Linked DNA regions of Mus musculus: all the other regions are linked to region 3. The links are chromatin contacts, found by Hi-C or POLR2A ChIA-PET in ENCODE. All regions are on one chromosome and are shown on one strand. Each heading gives the region's core, a stretch centred on a gene start or an enhancer-like site at or near the end of the contact. The rest is flanking DNA. Distances are from core to core; before and after follow the strand shown. Region 1 holds the start of Spag7 (sperm associated antigen 7). Region 2 holds the start of Rnf167 (ring finger protein 167). Region 3 holds the start of Zfp3 (zinc finger protein 3).

What was found. A loop is a pair of places that touch in the nucleus more often than their neighbours do. ChIA-PET counts read pairs that join two places held with the same protein, here RNA polymerase II (POLR2A).
Region 1: POLR2A ChIA-PET joins it to region 3 with 30 read pairs in Patski. The contact joins the promoter of Spag7 here to the promoter of Zfp3 in region 3. A Hi-C loop is called at or near these places in 2 of 37 maps with a recorded cell type or tissue (mouse trophoblast stem cell and v-Abl transformed pro-B cells). POLR2A ChIA-PET finds 5 or more read pairs at or near these places in 4 of 5 experiments (Patski and embryonic stem cell).
Region 2: POLR2A ChIA-PET joins it to region 3 with 17 read pairs in Patski. The contact joins the promoter of Rnf167 here to the promoter of Zfp3 in region 3. A Hi-C loop is called at or near these places in 11 of 37 maps with a recorded cell type or tissue (CH12.LX, Patski, heart and 5 more). POLR2A ChIA-PET finds 5 or more read pairs at or near these places in 2 of 5 experiments (Patski and embryonic stem cell).

What each region holds. Positions count from the first base shown.
Region 1 is chr11:70,667,984-70,670,903 of GRCm38, reverse strand. Spag7 (sperm associated antigen 7) reads left to right here and starts at 1,488. Exons shown (of 7, transcript NM_172561.3): 1 at 1,488-1,707. The coding sequence starts at 1,623. It overlaps Camta2 (calmodulin binding transcription activator 2), which reads left to right. Exons shown (of 23, transcript NM_001190376.1): 20 at 1-13; 21 at 168-355; 22 at 484-558; 23 at 642-1,441. The coding sequence ends at 705.
Region 2 is chr11:70,645,473-70,648,629 of GRCm38, reverse strand. Rnf167 (ring finger protein 167) reads right to left here and starts at 1,395. Exons shown (of 9, transcript NM_027445.3): 1 at 678-1,395; 2 at 521-601. The coding sequence starts at 761. It overlaps Slc25a11 (solute carrier family 25 (mitochondrial carrier oxoglutarate carrier), member 11), which reads left to right and starts at 1,591. Exons shown (of 8, transcript NM_024211.3): 1 at 1,591-1,862; 2 at 2,402-2,554; 3 at 2,640-2,846; 4 at 3,010-3,100. The coding sequence starts at 1,768.
Region 3 is chr11:70,762,923-70,765,871 of GRCm38, reverse strand. Zfp3 (zinc finger protein 3) reads right to left here and starts at 1,425. Exons shown (of 2, transcript NM_177565.3): 1 at 1,323-1,425.

The sequences.
Region 1 (2,920 bases), core at 239-2,738, 95 kb after region 3:
GATTGCACTTAAGGTATTAGGCATGAGATCTGGGTGTGAGTAGTCTGATTCAGCCGTGGGTGGGTCAGAGAACGGGCTCTACATCAGCCTAATTGAAGGGTGACCTTCAGAGGTTTGGATTTCTGTCTCTCCATTTCAGCTCCTGTCCCCCCTCTCCTTCCCTGCAGTTTGCACTCTATAAGAAAATGACTCAGGCGGCCATCCTGATTCAGAGCAAGTTCCGAAGCTACTATGAACAGAAGCGGTTTCAGCAGAGCCGCCGAGCAGCGGTGCTTATCCAGCAGCACTACCGCTCCTACCGCCGCAGGCCGGGGCCTCCTCACCGGCCCTCAGGCCCCCTTCCTGCTCGAAACAAGTAGGGACCACCCCTTCCTGCCCCTATACAGCCCTCAGTTTACCTCTTTGTTAATGCCCACTACCTCTATCGGCCCTCCAGCCTTTCCCTACAATGGTCTTAAAGTGGGGACTCTTCTTTCCCACCAGGGGCACCTTTCTCACCAAGAAGCAAGACCAGGCAGCCCGGAAAATAATGAGGTTCCTGCGGCGCTGCCGACACAGGTTCTAACCCCATCCTTACCTCTCTGCCCTGACACCTTTTCTGATCCATCAGTCTCCTCTGACTTGGCTCTGTCTCTCCGCAGAATGAGGGAACTGAAGCAGAACCAGGAGCTGGAGGGGCTGCCCCAGCCAGGACTGGCCACCTGACCTCTCCAACGCCTTTCTTCAAAACCCTGGGAGCCCCTTCTGGCTGTCTAAACAAGGAGAGGGCTTTCGGGACTAGGGGAGCCCCCTGTCGGCAGCTCTTCACCCCTTCACCTTTTTGGGAGCCCTTCGTAGAACCCCCGCCCCCAGGCCTTACACGTTTCCTCCCTTCTGGTTGTGCCTCCTCTTTTGGTCTCCGGCTCCAGAAGACCCACGCCCCACATATCTGCATCTTCAGCTGTGACCTCCGGAGCCCTGCCTGCACCTTCTCCATATCCCCGTTCCTGCCTGCACCTGACTCGGACCTTCCTGACTTGCCTTATTTATTTGTTCGAGAGTCTCTGATGAATGTATCCGCCTCGGTCCCCACCGCTGCCTTCGCTGCGCGCGCCCTCGTGTTTCAGGGGTGACTGCCCCCACCTTGACTCCGCATGTTTGCGTCTGTTTCCTCCTTTCCTGGCCCTGTCTTCCCCATCACCCTGACTCTCTGGTCGCCCACGTAGGGGCCAAAGAGGAGGGGGTGTACATAGGATCGCGAGGCGGAGTCCCGCTCCCGTGGGGAGGGGTGTGTACATAACTGTAACATACAGAGTATAGTGAAGAATCTATTTAAGGCGCTGCGCGGCCGGGCGTCTGATTCCCTGGCGCGGCGGGAGCCCCCGGCTGGCTCCACGAGCACTTTCTACTTGTGCATGGGCTTGGTTTATACGAATTGCCATTAAACGTCTCTGCACCAGCTAGCCTCCGGCCTCTCTCTGCTGGGGGCGGGGTAGGAAGGTCGCCACGCAAGTCGCCGGCCTCATCTCGCTGCCTTAAGCGGGGCGGAGCAGCGCGGTTTTTCGCTTCCGACGTGTTTCCGGCCTTAAAGGCATTTCGTCCTTCCCTTTAAGACGCACCGCCCCCTCTCACTCATTCCCAAGATGGCGGACCTACTGGGCTCCATCCTGAGCTCCATGGAGAAACCACCCAGCCTCGGTGACCAGGAGAGTCGGCGCAAGGCCCGAGGTGAGGATCCCAGATTCACAACCGCGTATCTTCGCCCGATTCTTGGGACCACACTCTTCCCTCTTTGAATAATGCCACCTCCTACCCTAACAGACCCCCCACAGGCCACTTCTGAGACCCTCAGAGTCCCTAAAAGGCCTGTCGGCCCGCCCGCTGTCTTTTGCAAACAATGATTGGCTACCTCAGCCTGCCTTCTACCTCCAGTCTCTTCTTCCTATCCTCGCCTTTTACAGTCCTTGTTTGCGATTGGTCAACGGGCCTGCCTGTCTGCTGTTGGTGAGCTCTGATTAGTAGGATGCCTTTCTTCCGATTGGAGGATGTCGTATCCATCGCCTCGGTCCCGCGAATCTCCAGTTCTATTACGATTGAGTTTAGGGCACGCCCATCCACCCGTCTGTTCCCCTCTATTGGCTAGCTCAGCCAAAAGCTCTACCTTTAAAGTGTTACCTTTTCTGACCGACCTCAGCCTCAGCTCCTCCCATTGGTTGGCTGGATCCTCCTATCTTTATGCCCCTTCTTGAGTTGACCCAGTCCCTCATACCTTCCACCGCCCTTTCCTAACTATAGCCTTAAATTCCTGTGCTGCCCAACTAGATCGTGATGTTGATTGGAGAGATGAGAATGCCCCGCAGGCTCCGATTCGCCATCTCTCCTTCCCAGCCCCCGCGCTGAGTAGCTAACCAGAAAGCTCGCTGGGGTTTGGCAGCCAGGGTAGGGTGCGGCCCGAAGTGGCCTGCCCTGTATTGGCTTGGAGCGCATGTGAAGGACTTTATAGAAAGGATAGCCTTAGGTGCATCCAGCTCCCAACCACGTGAGCCTTGGTCGTGGATAAGTCTCCTACCCGCACCTACTACCCATCTGCTCAAAGGAGGCAAGACAGGATGCTTTCAGAATGTTCAAAGACTGTTAAATATCTGTACTCCCTTATTTACAAAACTTGTGAAGCCAAAGATGCTCATCAAGGAGATTATAGACCATGTCTGGGACGTTTATTAATGATCATACGGAATTTTAATAACCAATTAATATACATGTGTAGGAAAGATTAATTGGGAGTCCCAGGCTTGTCTGAAATGAGCCGAGCAACAAAGAATAGGTAACTCAGTAAAGGGAGTGCAGTCTGTTCGAAAGCTATGGGAAAGCAGAGCTTAATAGGAAACAGGAGTTAGAGTTACTTAATGTTCAGCTGAGTAATAGGTGTGCTCCCATCAGC
Region 2 (3,157 bases), core at 146-2,645, 120 kb after region 3:
CAAACAGTAAGTTGCTCCAGAGACTGCTGATAAGCACCTGCTTTTTATCTTAGCCCACTCTCAGACTCCCTCTTAAACTTGGGAGTTCTAGGGGTTGTAGATGGTTCAGTGCTTAAGCGCACTGGCTGTTCTTCCAGAGAACCGGAGTTCAGTTCCTAGCATCCATGTAGCAGCTCACAACTGACTGTAACTCCAGTTCCAGGGGATCTGACACTCTCACACCTATGCATATAAAATAAAAAATGTTAAGTTCTAGAGGTGGGCACTATCTATTATCTCTGGATTCTGGACTCTGCGCGCTGGACATGATCATGCACTTAGGTTTTTCTGGATTGGGGACACTTTTTTTTTTTTGCTGGAGATTCAACCTAGAATCTCACTCATACTAGAAAAAGCACCCTATCATTGAACTATCCGCAGTCCACTGCATTCCGCTGCTAACTCCACTACTTCCTACCTCCTGAGCACGGCCACTTCGCCCCTACCCAGGATCCATATAGGGAAATGGGGAAAACATCACCTGCAGTCCCTCGTCGCTCAGAGTGGCCCCAAACAGAGCTGGAAGGTCTGCAAAGTCCATGCTGGCATTGTGCTCCGAAGTCTGCAGACGGAACACTACGTGTTTCAGTCTGAACCCCATTCTCAGCACCCTGTCCCCGTCCGACCCTCAGACTCACCGCTCGAATCAGCCCTCGGACAGGGGCTGCTCCCCACAGTACAGTAGCCACGACAACAGGAAGCGGGAAGGCCGCAGGGTGCATGGCAGCGGGAGGGGTAAAGCTGCGAAGGTCGCGTTCTGATCGCAGGAGCAGAAGCCGAGTCCTGCGCCCTCCTCTGCCTCTCCTTCAGGATCCCAGGGGTCCAACCACCCCTAGGTCCCACTTCTCAGCTACATGGGGGCGTCGGGGAAGGAACTCCGATTCAGGGAGTGAGCTATCAAACCAGCTTAGCGGAGCTGGTAGGGGAGACAATGTATCTTTCTCTAGTACAGAAATAGGACAGAATAGGAGCGAAGGCAAACAGGTAACAACAACAACAAAAAAACTTCCGGAAGGGTAGGAGAAACCTCAAAGAGGTGGGACTTCCGGCCAGGTAGACTGTCTTCCTATGCCCCTGGAAAAGGGTTTCCGGTAAGAAAGGCCAATTCCAGTATTGGACGCTCAGGACGGAGGACTTCCGGTCCCGAGAGGCCGGTTGAAAGAAATGTTTGACATGTAGAAGGAGCCTGCGGAGATGGAGGGAGCTTCGATGCTCAGGAGACGATCTAGTTTTTTTCCCTCAGTCCCTGAGATCCTGGAGCTGCCCTGTTTACAAACCTCTCCTTCGTCTGGCCGCCACGGTACGTTCAAAGTATCGCGAGAGTGCTTGCCACCACCCTCCCTCCACCCCCCCACCCCCTTTCGCCGCTGAAATATATCGCGAGAGGCCTCATAGCCCGAACTCGGCTGATTCACTTGCTCTCGCGAGGTTTTCAAACAAGCTTTTTTTTTTTTTTTTTCCCCGCGATTCCAATTCCGGAGGGGCGGGAATTTAGGGTAGCTTCCTAAATCGGCCACGCCCCTTCATCGTGCATCTTAGCCCCGCCTTATTCCCCGGCTGCCTTTGCGCTCCGAGCCTGCGCCCGCCCCAGCTTCCAGCTGGAGCCAGATTTGCCTGTCGGAGGGGCGTGCGCGCGCGCGCCCTCACCCTGTTGCGCGCTGGTGTCACCTTGGGCGCGAGCGGGGCTGTACGTGCACGGGACCCAAAGCCGAGGGCCATCAAGGGGCGATGGCGGCGACGGCGAGTCCTGGGGCTGGCCGGATGGACGGGAAACCCCGTACCTCCCCTAAGTCTGTCAAGTTCCTGTTTGGGGGCCTGGCTGGGTAAGCTCAGGCCCCAGTGATGGGGGAAAAGGAGGAAGGGACGGGAGCAAGCACCTGGGCCCAGTGTAACTTGGGGTGTGTTGCAGTAAATTGAGCCGGTGCAGGGTCCCTGATGGGTTGCCAGGATCTATTCATCCTTTGCAGGGACCCAACTGTGCTGCATTCAAGGATCTTTACCCTGTGTTTCCACCACCTTTGCTTCGTTGTGCCTGTTTGGGTGGTGGGTATAGGTCATTAAAGGCTTTGTTATAGGACTGCTTGGAGTCTTAGGATGGGGACGCCCTCTCCACCTTTCTTTAGATCGCCTGTAGTCCTAATTCTGCTTGAACCCTAAAGAACTGCCTGAGGCTTTTTGATTTGCATGCCCCTTACTGGGCAACTGGACTCTTTTGCTGGCACGTTGCCCTTGATGCACACACTTAACACACATGCCCACCAGCCTCCTGAATCCTTAGTGGCCCTGACCTTTGTAACTTCTTGCCAGGTTGCAGTAGAGCTGGAACCACTGACCTCTGATTCCCTTTCCTGCCTCACTTCAGGATGGGTGCTACAGTCTTTGTGCAGCCCCTGGACCTGGTGAAGAACCGGATGCAGTTGAGTGGTGAAGGGGCCAAGACTCGAGAGTACAAAACCAGTTTCCATGCCCTCACCAGCATCCTGAAGACAGAAGGCCTGAAGGGCATTTACACTGGGTACTGTGGCCTCAAGTTGGGGAGGGAAGTTGTTGGTTGGCAGGTCCAGACCTTGGCCTGATGTGCTGACATTTCTACTCTTCAGGCTGTCAGCTGGTCTACTGCGCCAGGCCACCTACACCACTACTCGCCTTGGAATATATACTGTGTTGTTTGAGCGCCTGACTGGGGCTGATGGTACACCCCCTGGCTTTCTTCTGAAAGCCCTGATTGGCATGACTGCAGGTGCAACTGGTGCATTTGTGGGAACGCCAGCTGAGGTGGCTCTCATCAGGATGACTGCTGATGGTCGGTGAGTTCCGTTTCTGAGCTTAACTCCAGCCCCATTCCTGGACTCTAGGATGGTGTTGTTAGTCTATATCTACATCAGGGCACTTACCTATTCAGGCTTCCCTTTCTTTGTTCCATGGACCCTGGTCTGTCCTGATCTTGGCCTTTCCCTGCCTTTCCCCCAGGCTTCCAGCTGACCAGCGCCGTGGCTACAAAAATGTGTTTAATGCCCTAGTTAGGATTGCCAGGGAAGAAGGAGTCCCCACACTGTGGCGGGTGAGTGCGAGGGTTGGAGTCTTGGGCCATGCTGGGTTAGATCTCTGGCACTTTTGA
Region 3 (2,949 bases), core at 176-2,675:
GCAGACATCATGCCACCGCATTATGCATTTGCTTTTCTCTAGGGCAGCGGTTCTCAACCTTCCTAGTGCCACTTCAACCCCATAGTACACACGTTGTGGTGACCTCCGACCATAAAATTATTTTCATTGCGTCTTCATAATTATAATTTTGCCATTACGAGTGGTAGTGTATATATTGTAAAGGGGATATTCAAGTCTCAGAGGGGTTGCACCTCACAGGCTGAGCACCACTGTTCTACAATGTGACCAAGGATGACATTCTACTCATCTTGTTAACCTCAGTGCTTAGCACATTTCTGATACCTGGAAAACATTAAGTGAGGTTTCTGAGCTATCTGGGTGAATGTCTGCAGTTGTTTTAAAGGTTAATTGAAGATTCCATTCACCATTGTCCCTAAAGAGACCAGAGCAGTGTCTGACAGATAACTGGTATCAACGTTTTATAAAAATAAGTTCTTAGCCGAGCACGATGACCCACACCTTTAATATCAGCACATGGAAGACAGAAGCAGATGGATCTCTGAAAGTCTTAAGTCAACCTGATCTACCTAGTGAGTTCAAGACTAGCCAGAGATATGTAGGGAGACCCTATCTCAAAAAAAAAAAAAAAAGTCAAACTAAGGCAACAACAAGAAAAGTTCTTTCTCCCAAGACACTATTTATCTTCCTCCTTTGGTATCCAGGATCAAGGGAACTCTGTCAATTCTGTGCTCAATTCAGTCTCATTTATGATTATTATTATTATTCTTAACTATGTGTAGTTGTGTGTTGCTACAGAGTTATAGATGTGTGTGCACATGAGTTACAGATGATACGAGGCGCCTGATTTGAGTTCTGGGAACCAAACTAGGGTCTTCTGGAAGAGCAGCAAGAACTACTGTGTCTTCTCTTTAGTCCCAATTCTATCATCTTTCTTTAACCTTAGTAAGCCAATGTCCTGCCTGCCAGCACAGGTCACAACATGCCACGGGGCCCCCAATTTTTGCCTGCTATTCGTTCTAGCAGTATACTTAGAGAATGAAATGAGAGAGAGAGAGAGAGAGAAGAAAAATAGGCATAGGTCTTTGGCATGCCCGTGTCGGAGCCTGCTTCTCCAGTTTCCCTGGCTGACAAGGCCTGCAAGCAGAATTAGGATCGGGCCCCTGACAGTGCCCAGGCTCCACCCTCTCCGTGTGCAAATGAGTAGGAGCCCCCGATGCCATAAAGTCCAAGGTCACACAGCAAACCCGAGTCAGGGGCGGGCCTACAGTCAGAACTCCAGCTCCAGGCCGGGAGCCCCGCGCCCTCCTCCCCCGGGCACGACGGAACCAGAGAGGCCTCACCGCTGGCGGATGCCGCCCACGCTCCCTCCGCCGGGCCCGAGGCGCTGCACCGCGGCGCGCACAGAACCGCAGCTGTTGTCTGGTGTCACGGGCGACCCACGCCGGCCACTTCCGGTACCGGGCGCACTGCGGCCAATCCGCGCGAGCCGCACTCGCGGGAGGAACAGGTGGCCAGCGAGCCCACGCCCCCATGCCCGTCTCAGCTTTCCCGTCTGCCGTTCTCGCCCACATTCACCCCATCTTCGCCCGGTCGGACAGGGCCGGTCGGCTAGCTGGAATGTCCCATGCACCTCGCGAAACCCACTGTGTCCCTTGACCACTGACGCGCAGGGTCCTCCCGGTTTCCTAGACGGGCCCCGGGGATGCACTTCCGCCCCGCAGCAGCCGCTCTGCGCGCCCCTGACGTTTCCGTGGGCTGGAAAACTCGAAACTCCGCCACGCTTCCCGCGGGGACGTGTCGAGCAGCCGCGTTTGTGCCTCACCTCCCGCTTTCCAAGAGTCTGTCAACTCCGGTTCCTAGATTTAGGGTGCGCCTGTCATCTTCTAGGAGCGAGGGGGGAGGGGAGGCCTGCTTTGAGGTCAGGAAGGCTTCAGGGAGTGATGCTTTGACAAAAAACTCAAGGTTGAGTGTGATTTCCGTTTTCCGCAGGCAATGGGAACTGCACTATTTGCTGGCCTTTCTCTCTTCTTGAATAAATTTGGTCTTTTAGCACAGCACGTATGTGACTATGAATGTGGTGATCCTCCTGCCTCAGCCTTCCAACTGCTGAAGTGAGCAACCAAGCCCAGTGAAGTAGATCTCTGTGTGGGGGAGGGAGAGGTTGAGGCAGTTAGGACTGGCCTTGAATTAATTATGCTCAGTGGTGGCCCTGGCTTGACTAATCACATTATCCCCTTCCTTCTGACTGGTCCAGAGGTGAACATTAGATACAAATAAGACTGAACAGTCCTTCCTTCCAGTTGCTATCTGGGAAGGTGGTGCAGTTTGAAGCAACATTTGTAAGGAATCAGGTCTTTTCTGAAGCCATGGTCTTTGTAATAGACCTAAACAAGGAGATCTGAACCGAGAAAAGGCAAAGGAGGCTGGGGGTGTGGCTTAGAGGTCGAGCACTTGCCTGGAATGTGCTAGGTAGGCCCTAAATTCAACCCCTAGTACTGTTAAACAAAATAAATAAATGAAATAAAAACAAGACATTTGAAGAAAAGGCAGGGGGGGTAACTAGTTTTGAGTAACTAGTTCTGAGGTAAGGGCTGGGGAGATGACTCATGGAGTTAAAGCACTTGCCATGCAGTGGAAGGACCTGAGTTCGAATCCCCAGAGCCCATGAGCAACTGTAATCCCGATGCTCCAAAATATAACAGTGCAGAATACACATGACTATTCCCAAAGGGAGAGATGGGGGCACAGGGAGGGAATAACTAAACCTGAGCAAGAAAACACCAACTTCTCTAGTTCTGTTTCTGGTATAAAGAAAGACGTGGACTGTTCTGCCCCTCCAGCTTCTACAAGATGCAGCTCTCTGTACCTCGTTCTCTTCTCTATCCTCCCACCCCCACCCCACTCCCTAACAACATGGGGTTCCTACACAGTCCGGGCTTCACACAATGGGTTTCAGGGCTTACACAC